Regions from separate parts of the Homo sapiens genome. Here region 2 is linked to region 1. The links are chromatin loops, found by intact Hi-C in ENCODE. Cell type or tissue: MCF 10A. All regions are shown on one strand.

Region 1 (2,500 bases):
CTGTAACTGGCAGGCCCACCTACCCCTGGGAGCTGCAGCCTGCCCCCTGGGCCAGGCTCTCTGGGCTGGGCTGGCTCTGATACAGGTCCCCGTATGGCTGGTGCTACAGGGACCCAGGCTGATGTGGGCTGGCATGTGGGGCAGCACCAAGGGCCTGGGCCTGGCCTTGCTCAGTGCCTGGGAGCAGCTGGGCCTGTCTGTGGCCATCTGGACAGATCTGTTTTTGTCATGTCTGCACGGCCTGATGTTGGTGGCCTTGCTCTTGGTGGTAGTGACCTGGAGGGTGTGTCAGAAGTCCCACTGCTTCCGACTGGGCAGGCAGCTCAGTAAGGTGGGTGGTCTCGGGGTGAGGCTGGGGTGTGGAGGGCAAACCTGGGGTACTGGGTGTGGTCAGGGCTGGCTGGGCTTGCAGGGGGGAGCCACAGCCAAGCAGTGTAACCCTATGAGCTCCTAAGGGCCACCTGCCCATCTGTCTCCCTGTTCCAGGCCTTGCAAGTGAACTGCGTGGTAAGGAAGCTCCTGGTACAGCTGAGACGTCTGTATTGGTGGGTGGAGACTATGACTGCCCTCACCTCCTGGCACCTGGCCTATCTCATCACCTGGACCACCTGCCTGGCCTCCCACCTGCTGCAGGCTGCCTTTGAGCACACGACCCAGCTGGCCGAGGCCCAGGAGGTTGAACCCCAGGAGGTCTCAGGGTCTTCCTTGCTGCCCTCACTGTCTGCGTCCTCGGACTCAGAGTCTGGAACAGTTTTGCCAGAGCAAGAAACTCCCAGAGAATAAATGTATCCCCATCTGCCTCTCCTGGTCTGGCCTAGCCTATGGTCTCACTCCCTCTTCCCTAATGGGCTGGAGAGATGTTGTGTGAGTGATGTGCATGTGTGTGCCTGCATGTGAGCCCAGGACTGCCTCTGGGAAGGAAATCACTTTCCGTCAGCATCTTCTATGGGCCAGATATCAAACATCTCAGACAATTTACTCATAATTTGGTTTAAATCTCCTAGCAACACAGGCATCAGGTTTGATTAGCACCATTTACAGCTGAGAAAATTGAGCCTCAGAAGGTTGAACTTTCCCAAGGTCACAGTCTGTCAAGGGCAGAACCAGCACTGGGTCTCTAGATTTTTTGTTTCCCAGAATCCTTAACTTTCTCTAGGTGCGTGCCCCTGGTTCTCAGAAGTATTGGTGCCCAGGGCTTTAGGGGAGATGGGCAGTTAGAGACTTTGGCCTCTGGGGGGTGCCAGGGCCTCACATTTCAGAGATTTAGAAAGCTTTGAGAAACAGTTGTGAGCCAGGCTTCAAGGAGCCCATTCATTCATGCACTTGGCCATTCATCCATCCACCTATCCACCCACTCACAAAGCCATCCACAGAACCATCCATCCACCCACCCACCAATCCATTCACCCACTCACCCATTCACCTGCCCATCTACTCACACATCCACCCATCCATCCCTCCACCCATCCACCCATCCATCCATCCATCCATCCATCCATCCATCCATCCATCCATCATCACCCAACAACCTATGCATTCATCCATCCATCCATCCACTGATCCATTTATCCATCCATCCATCCACCCAACCACCCATCCATTGACCCACCCATCTACCTACCCATTTAATTACCCATTCATCTATGCATTCATCCACCCATTCGTGCATCCATCCATCCATCCATCCATCCATCCATCCATCCATCCATCCACACACCCACCTATCCATCCATCTACCCACCCACTGATCAATTTACCCATATATCCATCCATCCATCCATCCTCCCAACCACCCATCCATTCACCCACCCATCTGCCTACCCATCCACTCACCCATTCATCTACCCATTCATCCACCCATTCATGCATCCATCCATCCATCCGTCTATCCATCCACCCATTCATCTATCCATCCACTGGTCCATTTGCCTATCCATACATCCACCCACCCACCCACCCATCCATTCACCCACCCATCTGCCTACCCATCCACTTACCCATTAATCTCCCCATTCATCAACCCATTCATGCATCCATCCATCTATCCACCCACTCATCCACCCATCCATCCACCCATCTATCCATCCATTCATCCATTCATCCATCCATCCATCTATCCATCCACTGATCCATTCACCCATCCATCCATCCATCCTCCCAACCACCCATCCATTCAGCCACCCATCTGCCTAACCATCCACTCACCCATTCATCTACCCATTCATCCACCCATTCATGCATCCATCTATCCATCCATCCATCCATCCATCCATCCACCCACCCACCCACCCATCCATTCATCCACAGAACCAACCACACCCACTCACCCGCTATCTGTTGAAGAGCCATCTGTCTCCCTGGGGAAAGGGGAAACCTATCCAGTATCTCAGCACTCCCCTAACCTGTGAGTAAGGACACAGGGTCCTGCTGCATGGGTGGCTGATGCTGCTGTGCCAGCTCAGGCTGTGATGCTTCCAATCCCCAAGACTCAGCCTTCAGG
Region 2 (2,500 bases), 190 kb after region 1:
TGAACATGGCAAATCGTGGCAGCACCAATTGTAGAGCTCAACTGTATGTCAGGCCCTGGGCATGGGGTCTGTAGGCCTTGGCCCTAGGGACCTGTGGGCTGAAAGGTTCAGATCAGAATCTCTAGGACTGAATAGGCCAGAGAGCATTTCGACTGCAGGTCTGCTGAGCCCCATATTCTCACACACAGCAATCTTTATTATTTATTTATTTGAGACGGGGTCTCACATTGTCGCCCAGGTTGGAGTGCAGTGATGCCGTCAGCTCGCCGCAGGCCTCAAACTCCTAGCTTAAGCCATTATTCCCCCTTAGTATCCCTAGTAGCTGGGGCTACAGTCACATGCCACCATGCCCAGTTTAAAAAAAAAAAAAATTGTATGCGATCCTCCCACATTGGCCTCTCAAAGTGCTGGGATGACAGGCATGAGCCAACGTGTCTGGCCTACAAAAATCTTACAGAGTTGATTTTATTTTTCCCATTTTACAGATGTGGAAACTGAGGTTCCCAGAGCTTAAGTAACTTGCCTACAGTTGCACAGCTAAATGGTGGCTGAGCTGAGATTTGAACCCAAAGCCTTTCTGTCTTACAAAGTCCCTTATATAATGTAAATCTGCCTCCATCAGCCTCAAATCTCCAAGGGGTCCTTGTCACTGAAAAGGTTAAGAACTCCTGGCCAAATGCAGCAGCTCACAACTATAATCCCAGAACTTTGGGAGGCCAAGTCGGGTGGATCACCCAAGGTCAGGAGTTTAAGACCAGCCTGGCCAACATGGTGAAACCCTGTCTCTACTAAAAATACAAAAAAATTAGCCGGGCATGGTGGTGCGCACCTGTAGTCCCAGCTACTCAGGAGGCTGAGGCAGGAGACTCACTTGAACTCGGGAGGTGGTGGTTGCAGTGAGTCGAGATCACGCCATTGCACTCCAGCCTGGGCGATAGAGTGAGACTCTGTCTCCAAAAAAACAAAGTTATGAACTCCTGAGCCTGCACACACTTCATATTAGGGAGGAGGAAGCTGAGGCCCAGCAAGGGAAAGTAACTGATCCAGGGTCACACAGCAAATCTATGCCAGGGCCGAGGCTCCAGCCCTCTTTCCATAAGCTTCTGTCCTCTTTGATCAGGTCTTGGTTAATGATCAGCTCTTCTCAATCTTGCAGGGTTAGTTCCTGGTGTCGGCGTGGCTCCTGGAGTTGGCGTGGCTCCTGGTGTCGGTGTGGCTCCTGGAGTTGGCTTGGCTCCTGGAGTTGGCGTGGCTCCTGGAGTTGGTGTGGCTCCTGGCGTTGGCGTGGCTCCCGGCATTGGCCCTGGTGGAGTTGCAGGTGAGTTTCATGAGTCAATGAGCCTGAGGGGCCCCCGAAGCCTCCATGGGCCCCGCCTCCATCTCTAATCCCCCTCTCTCTCCCTCCCTCAGCTGCAGCAAAATCCGCTGCCAAGGTGGCTGCCAAAGCCCAGCTCCGTGAGTGCCTCGCCCACCTTTCTCTCCTCTCCCCAACGATCTCAGAGCTGGTTAGGGGCAACAGCCAGGGAGGAGGCCGCTGCTTGGATCTGGGCCCCTTCCTCTGGGACTAGGCTCAGCTCCCTGGGCAGGACACCTCCTTAGGGGCATGCTCCCTGCCTGCTGTCGCCACCACTGCCCTCTGTCTGCAGGAGCTGCAGCTGGGCTTGGTGCTGGCATCCCTGGACTTGGAGTTGGTGTCGGCGTCCCTGGACTTGGAGTTGGTGCTGGTGTTCCTGGACTTGGAGTTGGTGCTGGTGTTCCTGGCTTCGGGGCAGGTGCAGATGAGGGAGTTAGGCGGAGCCTGTCCCCTGAGCTCAGGGAAGGAGATCCCTCCTCCTCTCAGCACCTCCCCAGCACCCCCTCATCACCCAGGGGTGCATAGTAAAATCCTTGTTAGGTTCTCCTAAGCATCTGGGGGTAACAGATAGCGGGAGGAGGGCAGACCAGGCCAAGGGACCCCAGGCTGCCCAATTGCAGAGTATCTGCCTCCTCAGTAGAGGGGTGGCAGGGCTCCAGACTGAGAAAAAGCCTGCCCTCCAACCAGGGAAGGAGCAGGTAGATCAGCCTGGCTCCCCTTCAGCAGTGCTCTGTGGCCAGGGGACCACTAGGAACTCCAGTTCTTCACCAGCTGGTGACTGAGCCCCACTCTGTGCCCAGCCTCAGGCAGTCCATGCTAGGCCTGGGGAGAGAAGGAAGGGGCAGACGGAAGGTGGAGGCACTGTTCAGCCCTAAAGCTCTGTGCCTGTACAGCTTCAGGGCTTTGAGGAAGCAATAGAGGCCAAGGAAGTCAGGGAGGGCTCTCTAGAGGAGGCGGCAGAACTCCCAGGCACAGAGCTCGGCTCCTGACCACTCCCCAACTTTTCTTTCTCCCCAGTACCTGGAGCCCTGGCTGCCGCTAAAGCAGCCAAATATGGTGAGTGCACCCCACAACCACTTGTGGCTCCCTTGCCACCACACCATCCCTGACAGCACAGGACTGGGGTGGTCACAATAGAAAAAGGCA

The links. A loop is a pair of places that touch in the nucleus more often than their neighbours do. Peaks named below come from ENCODE experiments on the same cell type or tissue, not always from the same donor. Only the 100,000 strongest peaks of a DNase experiment are listed, where the experiment ranks them.
Region 2: a loop joins it to region 1, with 17 times the contacts of the local background. A loop is called at or near these places in 5 of 110 quality-filtered maps.

The regions. Positions count from the first base shown.
Region 1 is chr7:73,865,091-73,867,590 of GRCh38, forward strand. TMEM270 (transmembrane protein 270) reads left to right here. Exons shown (of 3, transcript NM_182504.4): 2 at 1-331; 3 at 487-800. The coding sequence ends at 783. Among named protein-coding and RNA genes, the nearest start is that of TMEM270, 5.2 kb to the left of the region's middle. In MCF 10A, a CTCF peak has its summit at 1,239 (motif pointing right); a DNase peak (open chromatin) is centred at 1,241.
Region 2 is chr7:74,058,730-74,061,229 of GRCh38, forward strand. It overlaps ELN (elastin), which reads left to right. Exons shown (of 33, transcript NM_000501.4): 23 at 1,157-1,318; 24 at 1,411-1,455; 25 at 1,647-1,772; 26 at 2,372-2,410. It overlaps ELN-AS1 (ELN antisense RNA 1), which reads right to left. Exons shown (of 2, transcript NR_183555.1): 2 at 176-1,303. Among named protein-coding and RNA genes, the nearest start is that of ELN-AS1, 2.3 kb to the right of the region's middle. In MCF 10A, no CTCF peak of the experiment used is centred here; a DNase peak (open chromatin) is centred at 1,302.